Linked DNA regions of Homo sapiens: region 2 is linked to region 1. Evidence: chromatin loops called from intact Hi-C (ENCODE). Cell type or tissue: mammary epithelial cell. All regions are shown on one strand.

Evidence for each region. Peaks named below come from ENCODE experiments on the same cell type or tissue, not always from the same donor. Only the 100,000 strongest peaks of a DNase experiment are listed, where the experiment ranks them.
Region 2: it touches region 1 in a loop (6-fold over the local background); 1 of 110 quality-filtered maps calls a loop at or near these places.

Annotation. Positions count from the first base shown.
Region 1 is chr15:92,793,203-92,801,202 of GRCh38, reverse strand. It overlaps the pseudogene ASB9P1. Among named protein-coding and RNA genes, the nearest start is that of CHASERR, 86 kb to the left of the region's middle. RefSeq lists enhancers at 1-150, 3,253-3,422. In mammary epithelial cell, a CTCF peak has its summit at 3,878 (motif pointing left); DNase peaks (open chromatin) are centred at 3,622 and 3,832; H3K27ac peaks cover 739 bases.
Region 2 is chr15:93,992,661-94,000,660 of GRCh38, reverse strand. The region is part of intron 3 of LINC01581 (long intergenic non-protein coding RNA 1581); the gene reads left to right. Among named protein-coding and RNA genes, the nearest start is that of LINC01580, 96 kb to the right of the region's middle. In mammary epithelial cell, a CTCF peak has its summit at 3,410 (motif pointing left); no DNase peak of the experiment used is centred here.

The DNA of each region.
Region 1 (8,000 bases):
CCAAGGATTTGTGCGAAGCTTCCAATTAGTCATCAGCAATTTTCAACCTTTATAAGATGAAAAAAATTTTAGAAGCTTATATATTACAGTAAACCTAGGGAGGAACTGGATTTTAGTGCATCTTCTACCTTGGAGGGCAGTAGGGCAAATGAAAATATTATAAGTGGGAAGAGACTAAGGCAACGTCTTCACTAAAACAACTGTTTGGGGCCGGGTACGGTGGTTCATGCCTGTAATCCCAGCATTTTGGGAGGCCGAGGCAGGAAGATCACCTGAGGTCAGGAGTTTGAGACCATCCTGGCCAACATATGAAACCCTGTCTCTACTAAAAACACAAAAATTAGCTGGGCGTGGTGGCGGGCGCCTATAGTCCGAGCTACTCGGGAGGCTGAGGCAGAAGAATCACTTGAACCTAGGAGGCAGAGGTTGCAGTGAGCCAAGATCACGCCACTGCACTGTAGACTGGGTGACAGAACTAGACTCTGTCTCAAAAATAAATAAATAAACAAATAAAACGAAAAAACAAAGAAACAAAAAACTGGATTGCTTAAGCCTGGGAGATCCAGTCTGCAGTGAGCCATGATCACACCATTGCAAGCCTGGGCAACAGAGATGCCCACTGATCACTAAGTAGAGAGATGACCAAGCCTGGGCAACAGAGATCCTGTCTCAAAACAAAAACAAAAATAAAAACAAAAACAAAAAAACCAAAATACAACAAAAAACTTCCCCCAAAACCCAAAAAATGGAAAAAACTTCTCGATATGCTGGGTGTGGTGGCTCACACCTGTAATCTCAGCACTTTGGGAGGGTGAGACAGGAGGATCACTTGAGCCCAGGGGTTTGAGACTAGCGTGGGCAACATAGCAAGACCCCCTGTCTACCAAAAATGAAAAAAAAAATTGGCTGGGTGTGGTGGTGCACACCTGTAGCCCCACCTACTTGGGAGGCTGAGGAGGGAGGATCACTTGAGCCCAGGAGGTCAGGGCTGCAGTGAGCCATGTTTGCACTACTGCACTCCAGCCTGGGTGATAGAGCAAGATGCTAACTAAAAAAACCCCAAAACCATAAAACAAACACAAAACTTTTTGTGATGAAAAAACCCAAACCCTGAAATATACAAAAGTGGAAAATAATGTAATGAACTTCCATGTACCCATCACCCAACTTTAACGATTCTCAACTAATCACCAGTCTTGCTTAATCAATATTCACTCCTGCTGCTGTCCTTACTAGTTATTTCTATTTTGTTTGTTTGTTTTGTTTTTTGAGATGGAGTTTTGCTCTTGTTGCCCAGGCTGGAGTGCTATGGCACGATCTTGGCTCACTGCAACCTCTGCCTCCTGGGTTCAAGTGATTCTGCTGCCTCAGCTTCCCAAGTAGCTGGGATTGCAAGCATCTGCCACCACGCCCAGCTAATTTTGTATTTTTAGTAAAGATGTGGTTTCTCCATGTTGGTTAGGCTGATCTCGATCTCCCGACCTCAGGTGATCCACCCGCCTTGGCCTCCCAAAGTGCTGGGGTCATAGGCGTGAGCCACGGCCCCCTGGCCTGGTATTTCTATTTTTATATGCCCTAATATTTCTTATTTAGAAACATTTGAAGCCTATTAAAACATTACAAGAGTCTCGGGCTGGGTGCAACGGCTCACGCCTGTAATCCCAGCACTTTGGGAGGCTGAGACCGGTGGATCATGAGGTCAGGAGTTCAAGTCTAGCCTGGCCAAGATGCTGAAACCCTGTCTTTACTAAAAATACAAAAATTAGCTGGGCGTGGTGAGACACACCTATAATCCCAGCTACTCGGGAGGGTGATGCAGGAGAATCGCTGGAACTGGGATGGCAGAGGTTGCAGTGAGCCAAGATCGTGCCACTGCACTCCAGCCTCGGCGACAGAGCAAGACTCCATCTCAAAAACAAAAACGAAAACAAAAACAAAAGCATTACAAGAGTCTCATCTGAGGCCAGGCGTGGCTTCTCATGCCTGTAATCCCAGCACTTTGGGAGGCTGAGGTGGGTGGATCACTTGAGGTCAGGAGTTCGAGACCAGCCTGACCAACATGTTGAAACCTCATCTATACTAAAAATACAAAATTACCTGGGTGTGTGGGAGACTGAGGCAGGAGAATTGCTTGAACCTGGCAGGCAGAGGTTGTGGTGAGCTGAGATCGTGCTCCTTGGGTATAAATCTCCCCTTGTCTTTGTTGAAGTCAGGGTTGAGTCCAATCTCTCGTCCCCACTGCAAGACCCTGTGGCAGTGGTCCCTACACCTATCACTGTGGCCCCTTTTGGATAAAGTCTGCCTTAGCACCTTTTAACAAATGTCATAAATAATAATTTTTCTTTAACATTCTTTTTTTTTTTTTTTTTTTTGAGACAGGGTCTTGCTCTGTCTCCCAGGCTGGAGTGCAATGGCACGATCTCGGCTCACTGCAACCGCCGCCTCCTAGGCTCAAGTGATTCTTGTGCCTCAGCCTCCCAAGTAGCTTGGACTACAGGCATGCACCACCATGCCCAGCTAATTTTTGTATTTTTATTAATTTATCTATTTATTTATTTATTTTGAGACCAAGTTTTGGTCTTTTTGTCCAGGCTGGAGTCCAGTGGTACAATCTTGGCTCATTGCAACCTCCGCCTCCTGGGTTCAAGTGATTCTCCTGCCTCAGCCTTCCGAGTAGCTGGGATTACAGGCACGCTCCACCAGCCTGGCTAATTTTGTATTTTTAGTAGAGACAGGGTTTTGCCATGTTGGCTGGGCTGGTCTTGAACTCCTGACCTCAAGTGATCCACCCGCCTCAGTCTCCCAAAGTGCTGGGATTACAGGTGTGAGCCACCACACTCGGCCTAATTTTTGTATTTTTAGTAGAGATGGGGTTTCACCATGTTGTCTCAAGCTCCTGACCTCCAGTGATCTGCCTGCCTCGGCCTCCCAAAGTGTTGGGGTTACAGGTGTGAGCCACCGCACCTGGCCTGCCTCTCTCTCTCTCTTTTTTTTTTTTTTGAGACGGAGTCTCACTCTGTCGCACAGACTGGAGTGCAGTGGCACGATCTCGGCTCACTGCAACCTCCGACTCCTGGGTTCAAGCAATTCTCTGCCACAGCTTCCGGAGTAGCTGGGATTACAGGTGCCTGCCACCACGCCCAGCTAATTTTTTTGTATTTTTAGTAGAGACAGGGTTTCACCGTCTTGGCCAGGCTGGTCTTGAACCCCTGACGTCGTGATCCACCTGACTCAGCCTTCCAAAGTGCTGGGATTACAGGCGTAAGCCACCGCGCCAGGCCTTTTTTTTTTTAAGAAAAAAAAAAAAAAAAGACAAAACTTCCCAACTTGAATAAGGCTCCTGAGGCATGCAAGCCCTGGCCTCTGCATGTCCCTCCAGCAGCAGGCCCCAGCCTGCTCCTGAGCCTTTGGCAAGCTCTTCTTGGGGACCCCGTTTCCACCCCTCACCTCTCGTCTATCTGCCTTGGATCTTGGCTCCTTCATCTTTTTCTCATCTGCTTCTCAGGGACACCTTCCTTTCCCCGCATCAGGCTGCTTCTTCCTTATGTACTCTCACAGCACTTACTATGCTGTGGTATCTTACTGGTGTGATTCTTTGTCCGTTTTCCTACCTACCCCTTAAGGTCTGTGTGCGCAGGTACTGTGTCTTCCTTGGCTGAGCCTAGTATCCTAACTGCCTGCTGTGGTGCCTGACACATAGTAGGCATTGAATACATATTTGCTGAATGAAATAATGAGTAAAAGCTAGGTAATAGAAATAATACTTAGGTCTAAGAGGGACCAGTCTTTTTTTTGTAGTTGTTTAGCTACTTCATTTTGTTAAAAAGGACATCTTAATAACTAATTACTTAGTGCCATTACTGCCATCTAGTGGTGACTGATGTTATTATACTGCTGGGTCCATTCTCAATGATGTTACTGTACTGGCAGAGAAGGGAATCAATATATGCAAGATATCTGTTGAGTGTTTGCCTTGTTTCAGGTATTGTACCAGGAAGTTTACAGCAGTACCTGCTGGTTACGCCAGCAAAGGGAGTGTAAGCTGCTTTCCCATGGTCACCATCTAAGGAGGAGACCTGAATTCAACTCCAGGAGACCGTCTCTGTTTTTCTTTTCTTTTTATTTTTTTGAAATACATTTCTTTATTTTCATTCCCATATAGCAGAGATGGAACAAGGATAGTGATGCTGGAAAATCCTGCTTTGATCAAATCATCACATAAGTTAACGTCAGAAAACCTGTATTTGAATCTGACTCCTCTATCCTTGCCCTGGGAAATTGGACAGATTGACCCAGTTGCTGTGAGGGCTGAATTAGATGATGCTGAAAGTGCTTGGCCTGCAGTGGATATGCAAAACAATAGCTGTTATTTTAGACAGTCTCCAAGCAGGGAAAAAAGTCTTCATGCCTTCTAACTAATCATACAAACGTATGCAGTGTGTTTAAACTCTGGCTTCAGAGTTTAACAAATACAAATCTAATCGAAAAAATTAGTCAAACTCTATGAACAAATTTATAACTAATACAAATCTAATCGAAAAAACTAGTCAAACTCTATAAACCTAACTTGATTTTAAAATTCTAGTGGCTACAACACTCAATAATGTTTTCACATTGTTTGTGAATCCATTCCATTGATACATACAAAGATGTAGGAGAAACCATTTCAGATCCTCTGGGAGGACGACTTTGGTTATCTTATGATGCTGCTGGATTCCAAAGCCCTTCTGATTTCTAGGCATAACTGCATCAAAAGAAGGGGGCCCTTCTCTCTCCAAGAAGAGCTGGATCAAAGGGCTCTCTGGAGGCACCAGCTCCACATGACATTTGCCTTCAGCATTCTTGGCCTGGGTGTCTGCTCCAAAATCCATGAGCAGGCAGGCCAGCTCTTCACTGGCTGTCCTGGCCACTGCATGAAGTGGGGAATCCTTCATGAGGGCCTTCATGAAGGCCACTGCATGAAGTGGGGAACCTCTCCCTGGGTTCAGGTCTGCTCCTGACTCCAGAAGCTTCTTGACACAGGCTATCTGCTGGTTTTCACAAGCCAAATACAGTGAAGTGCCCACGTGGCTGATGTTATGGTCATTTTTGCCCCTATAAGCTGTAAGAGAGTCGACACACTCCACGTGGCCTCTCCTAGCAGCTTCATGGACGGGGGATGCCAGATCACTCTCAGGTTGAACGCTGGCTCCATGCTGCAGAAGCATAATCCCAGCTGCTGCTGATACAAACATTAAACAGTGGAGTGTGCCAGTCTGTTGTCACGCCATTCACCTGAGCTCCATGCTTTAATAAAATCTTTACACGAGAGGGATGACCTCTGAGACAGGCTTCATGGAGTGGGGAAACATGATCTGCCATGATGATGTTCACAAGCCACCCGTGGCTGATGAGGTTCCTCAGAGACAGCTGATGTCCGTAGATTGCAGCTTCAGGCATAGGAGACCAATCAGACACAGAATCACCCATCAATGGGTTTGAAAGAAGCCTGGTGTCAGGAGAGTCTCTTGGCCCCGTGGGCTTGCTCCCATCCATGCCCCCTTGTTTGCCATCCATGCTGCCCTCTCCTAAGCGAGCAAGCTCTGCGCTCCACTTCAGTTGCTCAGCAAAGTCCAAACTCCATGCTCCCCCTGCTCCTGAAAAATTCCAGTTCTGTGGCTGGCTGAGCTGCACACGTCCTAGTCAAATGGTCTAACTGGCTGGAGGCCCGCCAGAGGCCGCCTGTTTTTTTTTTTTTTTTTTTTTTTTGAGACGGAGTCTCGCTCTGTCGCCCAGGCTGGAGTGCAGTGGCGCAGTCTGGGCTCACTGTAATCTCCGCCTCCCAGGTTCACACCATTCTCCTGCCTCAGCCTCCCAAGTAGCTGGGACTACAGGCGCCCGGCTAATTTTTTGTATTTTCAATAAAGACGGGGTTTCACCGTGTTAGTCAGGATGGTCTCGATCTCCTGACCTCGTGATCCGCCTGCCTCGGCCTTCCAACATGCTGGGATTACAGGCGTGAGGCACCGCGCCCAGCCAGCCACCTGTTTTTTTCTTTTTTTTTAAAAGAGTCTTGCTCTGTCACCGTTGCCCAGAGCTTGAGTGCAGTGGCATGATCATAGCTCATGGTAACCTCGAATTCCCAGCCTGTAGCGGTTCTCCCCACTCAGCCTCCTGAGTGGCTAGGACTACAGGTGTGTGCCACCATGCCTGCCTAATTTTTAATTTTTGTAGATCTTGCTATATTGTCCAGGCTGGTCTCAAAATCCTGGGCTCAAGTAGTTGGAGAGGGCCAGAACAAAACGCTCCTTAATGGCAACAGATATATTTTGTTTTGTTTTTGTTTTTTGAGACAGAGTCTTTCGCTATCCCCCAGGCTGGAGTGCAGTGGCAGGATCTTGGTTCACTGTAACTTCTGCCTCCCAGGCTCAAGTGATTCTCGTGCCTCAGCCTCCCCAGTATTTGGGATTACAGGCGTGTGCCGTGACTAATTTTTGTATTTTTAGTGGAGACGGGGGTTTTGCCATGTTGCCCGGGCTGGTCTCAAACTCCTGACCTCAAGTGATCTGCCTGTCTCTGGCTCCCAGAGTGCTGGGATTACAGGCATGAGGCACCATGCCCAGCCGACATATTTTGTAAACAGGGAGAAAAATAGGTGGTTCTTAAAATTTCAGTAAAATGTTCACATTCTTTCTTATATAACAACAGAGGACCACTGAGTGCCCTCACCTTGAAGACCCCAGGACACCTGGATACACAGGATTTCTGTATGGCTTCTTTATTTTATTTTTATTTTTTGAGATGGAGTCGCTCTCTGTCACCCAGGCTGGAGTGCAGTGCTGTGATCTCGGCTCACTGCAACCTCTGCCTCTCGGGTTCGAGTGATTCTCCTGCCTCAGCCTCCCAAATAGCTGGGACCACAGGCGTGTGCCACCACGCCTGGCTAACTTTTGTATTTTTAGTAGAGACGGGGTTTCACAAAGTTGGCTGGGCTGGTCTGGAACTGCTGACCTCAAGTGGTCTGCCTGCCTCTGCCTCCCAAAGTGCTGGGATTACAGGTGTGAGCCACCACGCCCGGCCTCTGCCTGGCTTCTTATAGATGGTTTCTCTTGGTGTATGTTTCCTAGGCTTTTTGACTTTGTGGACTAGAAAGCTCTGGTCTCCAAGTCCCTACAAACTTCTGGATCTTCTACAGATTAAACATTTTAACAGTCTTCATAAAGTGCATTTGAAATCTAAGGTAAACATTCATTACCTGTACACCAACCACCTCAAAGGTTTTATGAAATAAGATGGAATATACATAAAATGCATGAGACAGGTGTACTTTGCTTTATGTGTTTGTGACACGTTCACACAAGTAAATTTTTAAATTTTTGGTGAGGAGATAAATTTGGCAATTTTTTTTTTTTGAGACAGAGTCTCACTCTGTCACCCAGGCTAGAGTGCAGTGGCGTGATCTCTGCTCGCCGCAATCTCTGCCTCCCCGGTTTAAGCAGTTCTCCTGCCTCAGCCTCCTGAGTAGCTGGGATTACAGGTGCATGGCACCAAGCCCAGCTAATTTTTTTTTTTGTATTTTTAGTACAGACAGGGTTTCATCATGTTGGCCAGGCTGGTCTGGAACTCCTGACCTCAGGTGATCCACCTGCCTTGGCCTCCCAAAGTGTTGGGCTTACAGGCATGCCCCACTGCTCCCCGCCAGGCAATTTTTTTTTTACCAAGAGTAAATTCAAAGGAGCCTGAGCATTAGTTTTAACAGGTAAGTCGGGTAGAAGATCAGGGAGCATGCCATAAGTGGCATGTACACTATATTATAAAGAGGAGTGGTTTTAAACCTTTTTTTTGAGACAGCGTCTCCCTCTGTCATCCAGGTTGGAGTGCAGTGCAACCTCCACCTCCCAGGCTCAAGCAATCCTCCCACCTCAGCCTCCAGAGTAGCTGGCACTACAGGTCATGCTACCATGCCCGGCTAATTTTTTGTAGAGAAGGGGTTTCACCACGTTGCCCAGGCTGGTCTCAAA
Region 2 (8,000 bases), 1.2 Mb before region 1:
GGGGGGTTTTGTGTACTTTATGTATGTTCATTGTAGAAAATGTCCATTAAGGAAAAAATCCCCCATATGCTACATTCCAAAGATAACTACTACTAATATTTTATGTATGCATTTTCAGATTTCTTTGCAAATATTTTTTCAACCTCATACACAAATATATATCCATCTATATCTATATATCTATATGGATATGGATAAATACATTTTTAAATATTCTAATGTGGATGCATATGCCAACATAATATATAAATAATTATACTATGCATATAGTTTTATAAGGTACTTTTTATTTTCCACAAAGAAATTGTATTTTATTTTCAGTAAATACACATGTACTTTATCATTGTTAATGAGATGAGGTATTCAATTATATTAATATCTCATGTCTTACCTGTAATAAATGGACATTTTATATGATGACCCAGTTTTTTATTATTAAATAAATTGGTGCTTCAATTTTAACCAAGTTATGTCACTGTCATCTAGGATACATTCTTAGAAGAGCATTTCCAATGTAATAGGATTTAGATACTTTCTAAAGTTTTTGCTACATATCTGTATTTTGCTCCAGAAAAGTGGTACAAATTTATGCTTCTAGCAGTAGTGCATGAATCAGCTTAAGCTTTGACTGTATTTAAATGTTATCTCCAGGGTCGATGATTAGAGGGATCATGAAGATGGCTTTCATGTTACCAGTCAGTTACTATTCAACCAGGTCAACAGTGGTCAGTACCATTGTTGATGTTACAAAGGTTGTGAAATCCTTAACGACATGACATAATTTAGTACCAAGTGACAACTGACTTAAAGAAAATCAGATATAAGATTCATAATATATTTGCAGAGCAAAAAGCACCCTAGCAAAAACCAAAACTAGGTATTTCATGTAATTTTAATCACAGATGCAGCATTCATATGTGATGCACTAAGATAGGGCCCCAAACAAGTAATCTTTGCCTAAATTTTCTCTTTGGTTCTAGGCCTATATTTCTTTCTTAGTGCAAGATATCTATCTATCTATCTATCTATCTATCTATCTATCTATCTATCTATCATCTATCTATTGTCTTCCTCTATATAGTTATGTAATCCCATACCTCCAGAGTCCAATTTCCAACTCTTTTCCCAACTTTCCGATTTCTGTTATGAACGCTGTCAATTCTCCTGTTTCCCAGGCTCAACATGTCTGAACTGTCTTTAGCACATCAAAATCATTGCATTTCTCTGTAATATCCCAAAATCTGGGCTTCATATCTTTCTCTCAACATTTCTGGTCTCCTTGCTACCTGGGTTTTCCCGTTTCTCATTCACTTGTTATTTTATGACTAATTTTTAAATTTTCCTGAGTTGTGACTCGGACTCAGCTACTCGCCACATCAAATGCTCTAAACGACTCCTGACTGCTTTCTGAAATAAACCCAAATATCGTATCTGGGTATCCCAGGCCTGAATGCTTTCATCCCATTTAGCTGTCGCATGATGTCCCTCTCAGTTCTCCCCTTCACGCATTCTCCCATCTAGCTGAACTGGAGTATTGCTGTGCTCTGAACATGTTCCACGCAGTTTTCATTTTAAAATTCGCCCTGATTATTCCTTCTCCAGGATGCTTCTGCTCATCTACTAGTCCCATGTCTTTACTATCTACTCCACCTTTAATATTTCTTCAGAGTTTTAATTCAAAAGAGACAAGAAGCCTTCCTCCAGTGCATTTCCACTACATATTATTTAGTCTTTGGACATGATAGGCATTTGTTTCCTTGTATCATCCCTGTGGTTAGTCAGTTCAGCCGCTTGTGAGCAAGGGCTATGACTTGTTTCTCCATAAATCTCCTGCAGTTACCGGGTGCCTCGAGTAGAACAGTTGCTCTAAAATAGCTGTTGGGTGCCATGAAGATAGGAAAGGCTAGAAGGGGAATTCGGTAGGCTAGTGAGTGTTAAAAACATGCTTTAATACTTGAAAAGATGTAAAAATGACTTTCATGCTCAGTGGAAACTCAAGTCATGTTAGATACTCCAAGTTACATGATACATTTTATACTTTTAGAAATCTCAGAATCTAGGAAGTGACAATGGGTTTTTCACAGATAAGTTAACTCTATGAGGGCTACTTTTTATTCCAAGTGGCTGTTTTTTAAGGGCCAGTACCGTCATAAGGCTTTGCTTGATCATCCTGTACAGTGATGAGGCTGTTTGGAAATTACACTCCTCCCCTTCCAGTAACTAGCGTTCCTCACCTTATGTGAATTCTTGGTTTTTCTAAGAGAGAGAAAAAAAATCCCTTTAAATTTCATTGATACTCCTTTCTTTATTTCTCAAGCTCCTATTTCTTGGAAACCTATAACACCTTCACAACTGGCATGCTCCAAGTTGAATGGGTCTGTGAGGAAAAGTAACTTCCACTATTGATAAGGTTGCTGCCCCAATCCCCAGACCCCAAAAGGATAAGGAAGACAAGACACCTGAAAGATTTATGACATTGTTTTTGGTTTTCATATTTTTACACTAATTTTGAAGAAGCATAAAAACTAGCATTTTACTGGTAACTCAATTTCTACCAATGAGTGGAGTTGGATTTAAGGTAGTGAATTGAATAAGAATTTTGGGTAATAAATTCATCGATTTTGTGCCTATACAATTATTTTAATACTGATACTAAGTCAAGATATTCAACTGCTCAAAAACCTTCCGTGGGTCCCCGCTGTCCCTAACATTTAGCCCACGCATGACCTGCTAGCCCCTTTTATAGTCAAGCTATACCTTGACTTGAAAAGTATACCTTTACATTCTTACTTCTAAATAAAATAATGTAGGCATGTGATGCCAGGCTATAACATTTAGTTTAATCCAGGAAGCAGTTGGAACCATTTACCACATTTAACATGGGGAGTAGCTGAGTCAGATCCATGCCCTAGGGATAAAGGAGTAGAGTAGTAAACAGGAGCCCTCCATGAGAGGGAGATGGGCACATTCACAGCATCACTCCTTGCATCCTTTAAAGGTTCCACTAGTCCGGATGCTGATTCTGGTACTCTAAACCCTATTCAATGCCCGTATTTATGCATGAAACATTCCCAGGTTATTTCACCTTAAAGGGACAAATAATTTCCTTTTTAGGCATTCTATAGCACAAATCGTCTGAGAGATCGTAGAAGCATTCAATTTGTGATTGCTTTGCTATATATCGTCTTACATGATCATTTAATGGGTTTTTAATGTATATTATTTGTTTCTTTGATTAGATTATAAATTCCTTGAGACCTGTGATTATATTGTACACATCTTTAGAACCAAGGGACAAGTTTACATAATGTATTTACTGTAGATATGCTATCAACATTTGGCAAATATTGTTAATGCATAATGAAGTTTACTTTGGGAAACGTGATTGCTCTGTTACCTCTGGCTCCCTCTAGTGATGCCCAAAATATGACATCTAGCTGCACATTTCTGTTTCATCCCATTTGTTGGAATTTTATGACTATCAGATGTGATGCAGAGAACAAATTCAGCTACAAGCAAAACAAAAATTATAATTATGATATATAACAATATTATATATTAAATGATTATGTGAGACAGTGATCATGTAAGACCATGATATATAGCAAAGCGATAGCAAATTGAACACTTCTATGATTGCACAGAAAATTTGTGCTATAGAATATCTGAAAAGGGAATAATTTGTCCCTTTAAGGTGAAAGGGACAATAAATTATTGTTGTGTTATATTTTGCTTGATTAATAATATCATAATTATTACAGCCAAAGCGCATCAATCTCCTATTTTATGCCAAGGGCTGCTGAAGACAATGATACGTATTTTCTCACCTAAACTGCATGAGAATCATGTGAGATAGCTATTATTGTCTTCCAGCATTTACAGGTGAGGAGACCAAGACACAGCAATGTCTAGGGACTTGCCTAAGGACACACAGTGGGATTTCCCTCATTCTAGTGTGGACAGATTGGAGCATGTGAATGGATACCTTGAAACTCTGGAATAATTAGGCTGCTGGTTGGTGTGCTTTACCCCTAAATCTTACTCAAGAATGGATGGTTCTGACAAACACATGTGCACAGCAGGCAGTACTTAGTTTATTTTGAAAAGAACTGAACAACCGCATATGGCAATGGAAATAAAGGAAGCTTGTTCAAATGGCCAGTCTACGCTCAAATTTCTAAATGAGGTAACTATTTCAGAATAAGCCTTATTTTGTATTGTTTTGCCTATGAATTGACCTAATTAAAAATTAAATAATTTGCATGGTAATAACACATGTACCTTCTCATCTGTTAGTATCACAACTCAAATGGAATTAAAATTTAAAATGTCATATAAAGTGGGAAAATAGTAACTCATGTTAACATTCGTATTGATCTCTTATTGTATGAGAGAGAGAATCATATCACTAAATAAAGAACAAAGTGCATAAACTCAAAAGAAAAGTCTCTTTCACATTCTATGTTACCTACTTGCAGGGAGGTAAATAATGTAGGTAGGTCTTACCTGAATGATGGTAGATTATCAATACAAATCTATATTTCCATACAAATATACATTTTTCAATACAAATCTATATTTCAACACAAATATATATTTTTAAGTATAAATTATACATTCTTCCTTGCTAGACAGCACTAATATTTTTTGAAAAACAAAACAAAAAAAATCTCTCTGTCTCTCTTTTCCTGAGCATACATTATTATTAACAAGAGGCATCTGGTTCCCATTAATATTGAGAGAAGAAATCTATCTTAGGAATTATGGTTTAAGTTGAATTGTAGGGCAGGAGAATTAGCCATCCGTCCTGCTTCACATGCATTTGTAGTCATGCTAATCACCAGCAGGAATCAAGTCAGTCTCTCTCTCAAAATGAATTAAATAATGTAAAATCTCTTTCACTGTATTTAGGGCAAGTGAGCCATATGTGCATGTGAGATCGAGAGCATGAATGTGTGTGGTGTGTGTGTGTGTGTGTGTGTGTGTGTGTGTCTGTGTGTGTATGAGGAGACGGGGAAAGGAGGAGAGCAAGAGAGGAAAGTCCTTGGAAATAAGCCATCATGTTGCTGTTCATAGCAAATACTCCATCTACTACAAGAAAAACATCAGGTCTTACAACTTCTCCATGGGTTTATGAGTACTACTTTTAGGGATTATCCAGGTACTTGGAAAGGTAGTCAAAAAATAAATGATTTCTCATTAAAAAAAAAAATAAAATGGAATTTGCAGAGCCAAATGAGAAGTCTCCAGGAGTAAACAATGGCCTGTAGCAGCCAAAAGATGTAATGTGAGTGAAAAGCAGGGTTGCTTAGTGCCCGGAACCCTTAAGTCTAAGCAGATAGAATTAGATTTGCAGCCTCTGCCTGCCAATCATTTGCTCTGTGACCCTGGAAAAGTTGCTCAGCTTTTCTGAGCCTCCTTTTCTTCACCTGTGAGTGAAATGATTGGTATTTATGTCACGGGACCATGGTAAGGACTAAACTAAATGAGACCTTCTCTTTGAAATTCTTTTAAGGCCCACAGTGTGGTTGAAGCTCCCAATAATACTTGGATCCTCTTTTGGTTTCTTTCATCTTACCTGGGGAAGGCCGGTTGCCAGTCTGTCACCTGCTTGAAATATCTGCACATAGCCACGCTAGTCTCACATAATGGCAGATCCTGATTACCTTAGATGAAGTAAGATAAACAGATCAGAAGCTTCGGTTCTGCCTGGACTAATTAAATAATGGCTTGTTCATCTACACTTTGGCCCCCAGCCAGATGGGAGTCAAATATGCCAACCTTGACTTTGCCCATGAAGATGCATGGTTCCCTTCTTTGCCAAAGGAAAAAAAATCAAGTTTGAGAGACAGTTCCTATTTCTTAAAAAGTATTTGGGTGTGCATACATACCTTCTTTTGCTTTTCTTTCCTCCCTTCCTTTTCTCTCTCTCAACCCTTTCTCCCATTAAAAAGGGGTTTGAGTGTAGAAAAATGTCAACTGAGTTTCTCATTTTAATAAAATAAGCACCTAACTTAAGTGGGGGAAAAAAGCATTTTATGAAAATATGTCTCTCTTGCTTATGAAGTTGAAATCTTGAAGTAGTTTGTCATGGCTAAAATTTGGCACAAAGCACTGAATATCCTTTGAATGATTATATTAAGATAGAGGTCAAAAGAAGAAGAAAATTGTTCCACAGAAGGCCATTAGATATTCCCATAGGAAAAGTACTATAATGGTCCCATAACTATACACTGTTGAAACCACTGGCTCACAAAATGCAGAGTAATGAAATGAGGCTTGTTTTATACTCTTGCTTCATTAGATTTCAGGTTCAGAAGTGAAGGGTTAGAATATGTGGCCAGATGGGCTAGGAAAGCAGTTTGAAGAATAAAAGAGGCATCAAGGAGAGGTCAGATGTTCCAGAGTAAGAAACTTCTCATAAAGCAAATGGAAATGTAAATTAAGCCATGGCAATATGTCACAGGGGCATAATAAACCTTGACATTTCCACAATGTGTGAGAACTGTTATACCCTGTGCTCTGCAGATCATATTTGTGTGATATTCTCTTGGATGAGGGCCATTGACAAGTGTTATCTTTAGAAATTGTCTTCAGTAGTCCAGGAATGGAAAGCAAAGACTCAGATCAAGTTGTGGGGGAAAGAAAAGTTATCATCACTGACTGAATGCCAACTGCCTGCCAAGTACTACGCTAAGTGCTTTCCATTTTTCTCAGTCCTCAACAAAAGTTTTATTCTTTCGAGATTGTTACCACCTTCTTGCAGATGAGATAACATAGTACTGATACTACTAAATAATACGTCCCAGTCAACATGGCTGATGAGTGACAGCACTGAAATTTTACCCGAACCTTGATGAGTTTAGTAATGTTTATTTCTTCTCATTACAGCAAGTCTGCCATAAAGAAAAGAAGTAATTTATTTACCTGGAATCTGAGATGACTTTTCTAATCCAGCACTCCCAAAATGTGCTAAAAGGGACACTAGCCTTGGGATTATTTCCCAAAAAAATCATTGCTGTTTAATGTGTGTGTCCTTATATATTCTTCGGTGTCTTTTCAAAGATTCAAATGCATATTAGCTTACTTAAATTTCTGACAACCCCTATGCTAAAAGAAATAAAGCTGTTTAGCTTCATTTAACTGAACTTCAAAATTTTCTTTTGACCACAACACCTTTAAATCTCTGACTGAATCAGTGTTCATCCCAATATTCTTTGAGAAATGCCATTCCAAAAACCAACACGACATTCCTAATCTTCCTCTTGTCTGGTCGTTTCCATTGGCAATGGATTAACAAACATGCAGGATTGAAAACTCACGGCCAGTAGGAGAAGGACCTCTTTCAATAAAAAAGAAGAAGTCAGGATACATGGAGCAGACCAGTGTAGAACATATTTAGTTTTGGGTTTTGATAAACAGAGTTCAAATCTAACCACTGGATAGGCAAACTTGGACAAGATTTAATCTCTCTAAACTCTGGTTTCCTCATCTGTATGATGAGAATCACAAATCCTACTTAATAAGATAGTTATAAGGAGAAGATAAAATAATAATTCCTATAAAATTTTCTGTAAACCATGAAGAGCTAAGTGACATTATTTAAACCTTGCTATTTCTTTAAGTAGTCTCATTATTTCTTCATGTGTCTTGTCTTTTATTATTGTAAAATCAATTGCAAGACATAAACATGAATGTTCTGAGACCTCAGGATTACACCTGCTGTGTGAGTAGTTAGGAGAGGAAGTAAAGTCAGCAACAACTTTCCATGGACTTTTACTGTGAAATTATAATTATAGTAAGACTGCCTTAATGTGATATGTAGTATTTGTCTAAAACCAAGACTTACCATGATATCTAAGGCCAAAACAGTGGGCTCTAGGAAATCTCACTTAAACATGTCACAATATTCTTATTACTCCTATTAATTGATTTTCTTCAGAAAATTCTAGACAGCACATAACTTAAATCATATAAAATTGTTTTCATAGGTCAAGAGT